3 separate regions of the Mus musculus genome follow, and regions 1 and 3 are each linked to region 2. A link is a contact called in ENCODE Hi-C or POLR2A ChIA-PET data. All regions are on one chromosome and are shown on one strand. Each heading gives the region's core, a stretch centred on a gene start or an enhancer-like site at or near the end of the contact. The rest is flanking DNA. Distances are from core to core; before and after follow the strand shown.

Region 1 (2,700 bases), core at 129-2,628, 64 kb before region 2:
CGGTCTCTCGGCCGCTCCTACTCACAGATAGGGTGCTGGAAGCTGATCTAAACTCAAGGAGGGGCCCCAAGAAGATACAAAGTGACAGGAAGAAGGGGCTGAGAATACAAGCCAAAGATGGAAAAAGGTTGAGACAAAGAACGAAGACAGCAAAAGTGCCTGAGTCTGCAAGTCCCATCTGTCTGGGGGCCCCCCTCCCAAGGCTCAGGGATCCTGGGAACTCTCAGGCTCAGGCTGAAGCTGAGGGCGAGGGGCAGGGCTGGGAAAAACCGTGGGCGGGAGAGGCCGCGGGGTCCCAGGGGAGGGCGGAGGCTGGGGGACCGGATGCCAGGGTCCTACAGACTGTTCCTTACCCCGCCCAAGACGGCGTACTGGGGCGCTGGCCCCGAGTCCTCCACCCAGCTCCAGTCGGTCCCTCGGCGCCCCAACCGCGGTCCCCACCGTTGGATTCTCCCCTGTGCAGTTGCAGCCCCCAACTCCAGCCGGCGCCTCCGCTACCCCCCGCCGGCACGCCCCCTCATTGTTCCGCTTCGGCGCCGCCCCCTCCCCCAGCCCCGGGCCCCTCGCTCCCCTCACCTCCCGGGGAGCCACGGGCCTTGGGGTCGGGAGTCCCGCGCGTCTGGACCGTAACGCGCGATCCCTGGGGAGGCTCACAACCCAGACTTAAGGTCGTGAACTTGGGGTTCTCGGACTCCAGAATCCGGGGAGAGTTGGGATCCGGAGTCCGAAGTCTCGGTGTTCTAAATAGAAGATGCTGCAACCCTCTACTCGAGTCTCAGACCAGGGCGCTGGGGACCCAAACTCCTCAGTCTTCTAGGTAGGGCTGTGTGTTGTCGGGAGCACCGGGATTCCAGAGTTTCCAGAACCCGAGGGGCAGGAGTGAAGTCACCTCCGGGAGGGACCGCAAGGACTGGCTAACTCCTCGGTCTCCTGGAGGTGATGGATGCTGCAGCCCTAAGTCGAGGCGCGAGGTCCTGTCCCCAAGTGGCTCCAGGAGGGGGTCTTGGACTCAGAGTTGGGACCCCGTGGGAAGGATGCACGGCCACAGATCCTACGGTCTTCGAAGCCGGGTACGGGACGGGCCTCCAGCCTCGGGGCTGACTTCCCGAGCCCCGGGCTCCTCCAGGAGGGGGCGCTGGACATCAGAGGTCCCGGCCCCTCTGCGGGAGCCGGGACTTGCGGGTCTCTTAAAACGCGGGACAGAGTTCCCGGACGCCTGGGCCCAAGACTATGAACGCCTCGGGCTCCGGGATGAGTGTCCTGGGGCTCTGGGGGCAGCGGCAACGCCGCATCTGGGGCGGGGAGAGTCGGGTCCCAGATGTGGGGCGGGGGGCGGCCGCCCAAGGCTTCTCCTCCCCTTTGCCGCCGCCGCGGCTCACATCCTGTTCCCGCCTGCTGGGGGGAGGGGCCGCCTTCCGGCACGCCCTCCCGTAAAGGCTTTTAAAATCCCCGCCCCCTACTCTGAATAATTGCAAGCAAGCGGTTCCAACGGCGAGTCACCGCCCACATTCCAAGAGCCTAGAGCCGGGAGGACTTTTTACCTTTTACAGCAAGGGCCCAGGAGGCGTGAGAATCTGGAATAGTCTCACACTCTTGTTCTTATTGGTCGATCGGCGGGCTTTATATTTGCATATGCAATGTTGGGCCGAGCCGTTCAACAAAGTCCTGCGACTACAACTGACTGAAGGACTTTGTGGCGCGAGGGTGCGGCCGGAGCTCCAGTGGCGCAATCGGTTAGCGCGCGGTACTTATATGTCAGTGCTAGGCGTAAGCGATGCCGAGGTTGTGAGTTCGATCCTCACCTGGAGCACTTCTTTTTTTAACTCATCTACCTCTTTTCTGGTGTTCTCTCATCAGTTTAGAAGTCTTCACATTTTATAATTTCAATCAAATGTTTTGGCTTGTTTGAGACAGGGTCTCACCATGTAACTCTCTGGCTGGTCTGGAAGTCATTATGTAGACCGGGCTGGCCTCGAACTCACAGAGAGCGCCTGCCACTGCCTCTGCCTCTGCCTCTGCCTCCCTAGTACTGGTATTAAAGACGTGCGTCACTGTACCCGGAAACTACAGAATTTTTGAAGAATGAACATTTCTTTGTGAATTTTTTGCAATGGTCTGTGGAACAGTCCCAAAGTTGCAGTTTCTATTCTGGTCGCCAGAGGGCAATAACGTCTCTTATTAGATGGCCTGGGCGTCAGATAAAATCCAAATCTCAGATCCCAGGGATGGATGGATGCTTACAACACACTCTTTATGGATATTTGTCTTCTACAGGTTTCTGAACAGATTTTTTTTTTTTTTTTTTTTTTTTTTACTGACCACTCACTAGGAACTGTATCCTCTGTCTCTGAGGACTTGACTTTTTACTAAGGAGACTGAGTACTGAAAGTCTACGAATTAAGTACTTTTTTTTAAAATTTGACTTTCCCTATGTTACCCAGACTGGCCTAAACTCCTGGCTCCCTCACCATCTGGGAGTGTAACTGTATCGTTAGATTAGCTACTGATAAGTATGGATAAGTAGGGTGGGATGCAGATTATCATAGCTGTCATGGATGGACTGTTTTTATTTTATGTGTATGGGTGTTTGGCCTGCAAGTGTGTCTGTGTACCATGTTCATGCTTGGTGTCCAAAGAGACTGGAGGAGGGCGGCAGATCCCCTGGAACTGCAGTTTCAGAGGGTTATGGTGCAGGGAATC
Region 2 (2,700 bases), core at 124-2,623:
AAGAAAGTCTGAGAAAAAGAAAGAACTAAAGGCCATCTCAGGGTTACTAAGTTCTGTGATGCATGGGGGTCCTGAAAGCTGTAGCTTAGAGGGGTGTTTCAGTATTGTAAGGAAGAGTGTCAGAAAGTTTACCAAAGGCTAGAAAGGGAGTTTCAAATTTTCAGGTTATCCAAGAAAAGTTTGAGAAGAATAGAGGCTATGAGGAAACTTTTTTGGAGTCCGTACACTATTCTTAAAACATGTGGTGTGTGTTACTGGAAAGGATTTGGGATACAGAAGACAGGCTTTGGAAGAGGTTTTGGGAATATGAGAGGAACTCTGGAGATTTTCAAGATTAGAAGGTGTAGAGGCTGAGGAGAAAAGGGCTGGGGTACATGAGATTACCTCTAGAGCATTCCAAGCTGGGGAATATTTGTGTAACATGAGTTTGGAAATCTATAGAAGGGTCTAAGAAATATGAGAAGAGGACAGGGCGTATATAGGAGGTGGAAGCAAAGAGAGGAGAGGAGAGGGTCCTCTAGGTGAGTTTTGGCATCTAAGAGCACTTCCTGAGTATCTGAGGACGACTGTTCTGGGATATGCAAGCTCTTTAAGGATGATGTAGTGTTCACCAGGGACATCCTGAAGAATTTGGGGATAAGAGTGAAAATCTCTAAGACTTTTGGAATGGGGAGAGGTAGAAGGGTAAATTCTTGGGGGTATTTGAAGAAGTCTGAAGGAGAGATGACTTGAATATGTGATGCAGATGGGGGGGGGGTTAGATGCAGAGAGTATCTGGGGGCGGTTTAGGGGCTTTAAGGTTCTTCCTGGGGGAGATGCCTGGAATATCTGTGCTGTGAAGACAGATGACGAGTAGCCACCAAGGAATGTGTTGCGATTCAGGAGGAAGATGTGAGGAGAGAACCAAGGACCAAAGGGCGGGGATCCACAGGGAGCGTCCCCAGAGGAGGCAGTTGAAAGCTGAGGGTGGTCTCCGGGGAGGCCGCTGGAGTCGTGCGGGAGGACCAGGCAGATGTGTGCCGAGTCAGGACAGAAGTCCCCGGGCCCGGCCCCTCGGCTAGCCCCAGGGCGTGACGGTTTGGGAGGGAAACTGAGGAAGGGGCCCGGGTAGGGAGAAACGGGCTGAGTGCGGAACCCTAAGGGGTCCTCCAGGATCCTCCGGCCTCCCGAGGCCCGAGTCAGCCGCCCGCCGCAGCCCGCGGCGCGGGGTCCCTGAGGGGGCGGGGCCGGCCGCGCGGCCTGGGTCGCCCTGAGGGGAGCGCCGCGCGCCTCGACCGCCGCCGCCCCGCGCCCGCCGGCCCGGCCTTGCCCGAGACTCACCGCCTCGGCCTCCGCCGCCGCCGCCGCCACCCGCACCTCCTCGGGCAGCCGCCGCCACCCGCGCCGCTGCCGCCGCCGCCGCCGCCGCCGTCGCCCCCTCTCTGGCCCGAGAGCTCCCCTCCCTCCTCCCGCACCGACCACCGCCGCCGCCGCCGCCGCCGCCGTCGCGCTGCGTCACCGCGCCGTGCGTCACCGCCCCTGGCCCCGCCCCGGAGGGCCACTGTGCGCCAGCATTAGCTCACACCCTATTGACAGACGGTGAGCCCAGCCAACTGGCGGCGAGGGCAGACCGAAGGGTGGGAGGTGTGCGGCAAGAAAGGCGGGGTCTTGGCCTGGAGGGGAGCGACAGGGCTGGAAGGAGGCCTGAGAGGCCCGCCCCCTCCTCACTACGATTGGTCTGACGAGAAGGTGACGGACAGACGGACAGGCCCCGGGCGGAGAGCAGAGGGCCGGGAAGAGGAGGGGCGCGCGCCGCGTTGCCCCGGGCAACGGTCTGGCGAAGCCCGCGATTGGACCTACGGACCCGCAGGGGGCAGTCTCGCGCCGGTCTAACTCAGTAGCGGCGAACCCAGTCACAATTCCTCATTCTGGCGTTCAAGGACCCCCTCCTCTCCGCCCCTCGGTCACACCCCGCCCAGGGTTTGTGTCCGGTAGTACCATCGCCCTTTGGGATGACAATGCTGCCTCCTGGCTCCTGGTATCGATCGGCCGCGCCTCAAGTGACACCTCAAGATGAGCGAGGTCGACCCTTTAAGGGTGGAAAGAGATAAGACCCCACACATAAGAGGCTGTCAATAAATGGAGATTGCTTCCATCACTCTTGTCGTGATCTTAGTCCATCCACAAACTGTCCTGCGCTGGGGTGAACTGACTGGAAAGGGGCCGGCTCTCCAGAAGGGTGACAGCAACGTGGCTTGTTCCGAGAACTCCAAGAAATACAGTCAGGGTGGAGTGTCGAATTTACGACAGGGAGTGGTAGGAAATGAGCTGCGGCTAGATGTTTGGCCACTGGAGGGAGTATGCACTTGTGCTAAAGGCACAGCGACTAGAGTGACGGGGCCAGTAAGGTCTTGGGGACTTGGGAGTTTGGAAGGGACGCCTCTAGCTTACATAGGGAAGTGGGGTGAGAAGGAATGAGACACAGAAGAGAGAACCCAGGGAGCTACCTGGGGAGTTGGGGCGGGGTTGCATCTGGAAGGGACCTTGGGGAGGGAGGAGGTGCGAAGTAGGCGGGACACTCAGGTGGCCCATTGAACTAGCCTTTTGCCACTGGCTGGCCACAGGGCGGAAGAGAAAAGTCCAGGACAAAGCCCTCTGGGAGATTGGGTCCCAGAGGAGAAGCTCAATGTGGGACAGCCAACACTGAGGTCAAGACCATTG
Region 3 (2,700 bases), core at 72-2,571, 43 kb before region 2:
TTCAGTAACCTGCTCTCGTTTGGAATTACCACTAATAGCTTCCTGGACATACCCTTTATCTAGTCATCATGGACTGAAATGACACTTAGGCCGTACTTCTGCACGGAACTTAACCAGAACGGTTTCTCTTTTTACTCTTCTCCTCCTGCCTCCCCCACTTCCATCTAGTTTTTTGGGACAGGGTTTCTCTGTGTAGCCAAGGCTGTCTTGGAACTCAAAAGATTTACCTTCCTTTGCCTCCAGAAGGCAGGAATTAAAGGCTTGCACTACCATACACAGTTAAAATTGTCATTCATGCTGGGCATGGTAGCGCACGCCTTTAATCTCAGCACTTGGGAGGCACAGGCAGGCGGATTTCTGAGTTCGAGGCCAGCCTGGTCTACAGAGTGAGTTCCAGGACAGCCAGGGCTATACAAAGAAACCCTGTCTCGAAAAACAAAAAAAAACAAACAAACAAAAATTGTCATTCATCCTCATCTCCTTTCTCTCCACAGGGTTTCACTATGTAGACCCTGGTCGGCCTGGAACTCTATAGACCAGACTGGCCTCGAGCTCAGATCCGTCCCCCTCTGCTGTCCCAGCACGGGGATTAAGAACGCGCCACCACTACAGCTGACCGGAGCTTCACTTTGGTTAGACACAAACACAACACAGCTAGTCTGTCTTCTCTTCCCGACCTACGATCTCTCCTTCAACAAACAGCCCCTCGGCGCTCGTCCCCGGAGCCCGCCCGCCCGCCAGCCAGCCCCTCTTGCTCCCCGCGCAGGGCCCATCACCTGGAGACTCTCCTTCAGTTGCGGGATGAGCATCTTGTAGCGCTGCACAGGATCGAAGTCCTGCTGCTGCTGCTGCAGGAGCCCGCTCTGGGCAGAACCCACCAACTGGGTCGGTTGTGGCTGTTGCTGGGGACCCGGACCCCCGGCAGAACCCGGGCCTGACACACCAGACGCAGAGGAAACCGCTGCAGCCTGTGGCTGGGGCGCAGCCATTTTCCTCCGCTAGAACGCCGGAAATGCGTCATAAATGCGTCTGCTCCGGTAGCTCCTCAGCTTTTTCAGTTGGCTGACCTCCTAGTTAGCCATGCCTTACCGACAGATTAGCCAATGGGAGAAGAGGATATGCATTTTTCTCCGCCCTCCCAAATCCGAGGCCATGAGTGGAATATCTTTTCGCCAATCATAAGAGGAGTTCCCCCACGGCTCCGCCCCTTCACCCACAGCTCGCCAATCACTGTGAAGGACTGACCAAACTCTATTTCCCTGAAGGCCTTGCGGCCAGGAGCGACCTGTCTAGTCTTCTGCGTCTTGGTAGCAGTCGGAGCGGGAGCTGCAAGTCTGTGTCCGACGCTGTCTGTGCTCTTACTTCAGTCACACCCGAGCCCTTCTCGTCGGCCCACTTCATCCCCTTTCCCCGCGGAGCCCGGCGTCTACGGGAGCCTGTCCTTGGATCCGGCGTCTCTCAAAGTCGGTACGCCACTCAGCGTCCGCCTGCGGCCAGCGAGGACGCCTACCGCGCCGCCGTCGCCTGGTCGCGATGGCGCCCACCATCCAGACCCAGGCCCAGAGGGAAGATGGCCACAGGTAGGTCTCCTGTCACCTGCCGCTTCATTTTGTTTTGTGAGCTGCAAGCTGGGGACTAGGCCGAGGGGGGCTGCTTGCGACATCACTGATTCCCTCAGGTCGGCCCCCGAGGTCGCGCAGCGCTCACCCCCGATGAAGGGGCGGTCCCCCCTGGGCTCTGCGGTCGCTTCCTGGTCCCCTGCTATTCAATTTCGGAATTGCACCTTGCGGGAGGGAGTCAGACCTCAGTCTCCTTCAGTGAAGCTTCTGGATTGCTCTCCTCAGGGGATTGAGCATCTGGCTTCATGCTTTATCACCATCATCACCATCACTCCTTCAGAAATTCGGGGGCCGGCCTTTCCACTCACATGGCCAACTCTTGACATCTCTCTCTCTCTCTCTCTCTCTCTCTCTCTCTCTTCTCCCCGAAACCAGGCCCAATTCCCACCGGACCTTGCCTGAGAGGTAAGCTCCCAGCTCCGTTTTCCAGGAGGGGTGGAACACGAACAGGGGAGGCGGTTAGGGGGCCTTTTTTGTGCTTTGGAGAATCTCATAAAGTGGCCCAGACTGGTCTTTGTGCCCCAGTCTCATGGGTGCCGGGATTGCAGCCTTATGTGCCCAGCAGCACAGGCCTAGGGTTGTGTGTGTGTGTGTGTGTGTGTGTGTGTGTGTGTGTTTAAATTGTACACACCTTAGCTCTGAGTGGCAGTCTAAAGACATTTCCTTAGGCTGGACAGCAGGCACTTTCACCTGCTGAGGTATCTTGTCAGCTTGAGGCAGGGTTTGTTTGTATGTAAGTACACTGTAGCAGTCTTCAGACACCCCAGAAGAGGGCATCAGATTTCATTGCAGATGGTTGTGAGCCACCATGTGGTTGCTGGGATTTGAACTCAGGACCTTAACTGCTGAGCCATCTCTCCAGCCCGTTTGTTTTTTAAAGATTTATTATATGTGAGTACACTGTAGCTGTTTTCAGACACCCCAGAAGAGGGGGTCACATCTTGTTATGGATGGTTGTGAGCAACGATGTGGTTGCTGGGATTTGAACTCAGGACCTTTGGAAGCCGCAATCAGTGCGCTTTTTTTTTTTTTAAAGATTTATTTATTATTATATATAAGTACACTGTAGCTGTCTTCAGAC

Evidence for each region. A loop is a pair of places that touch in the nucleus more often than their neighbours do. ChIA-PET counts read pairs that join two places held with the same protein, here RNA polymerase II (POLR2A).
Region 1: a map of v-Abl transformed pro-B cells shows a loop between it and region 2 (2.0-fold over the local background). The contact joins the promoter of Plekhg2 here to the promoter of Samd4b in region 2. A Hi-C loop is called at or near these places in 1 of 37 maps with a recorded cell type or tissue (v-Abl transformed pro-B cells). POLR2A ChIA-PET finds 5 or more read pairs at or near these places in 3 of 5 experiments (Patski and embryonic stem cell).
Region 3: a map of heart shows a loop between it and region 2 (5-fold over the local background). The contact joins the promoter of Paf1 here to the promoter of Samd4b in region 2. A Hi-C loop is called at or near these places in 5 of 37 maps with a recorded cell type or tissue (heart and left cerebral cortex). POLR2A ChIA-PET finds 5 or more read pairs at or near these places in 4 of 5 experiments (Patski and embryonic stem cell).

The regions. Positions count from the first base shown.
Region 1 is chr7:28,371,284-28,373,983 of GRCm38, forward strand. It overlaps Plekhg2 (pleckstrin homology domain containing, family G (with RhoGef domain) member 2), which reads right to left and starts at 1,379. Exons shown (of 19, transcript NM_138752.2): 1 at 577-1,379. It overlaps n-TIaat16 (a tRNA gene), which reads left to right and starts at 1,716; the gene lies at 1,716-1,810.
Region 2 is chr7:28,434,818-28,437,517 of GRCm38, forward strand. It overlaps Samd4b (sterile alpha motif domain containing 4B), which reads right to left and starts at 1,374. Exons shown (of 13, transcript NM_175021.3): 1 at 1,321-1,374. It also overlaps a transcript of Gmfg not described here.
Region 3 is chr7:28,391,675-28,394,374 of GRCm38, forward strand. Paf1 (Paf1, RNA polymerase II complex component) reads left to right here and starts at 1,322. Exons shown (of 14, transcript NM_019458.3): 1 at 1,322-1,580; 2 at 1,995-2,024. The coding sequence starts at 1,534. Med29 (mediator complex subunit 29) reads right to left here and starts at 1,016. Exons shown (of 4, transcript NM_026042.3): 1 at 777-1,016. The coding sequence starts at 989.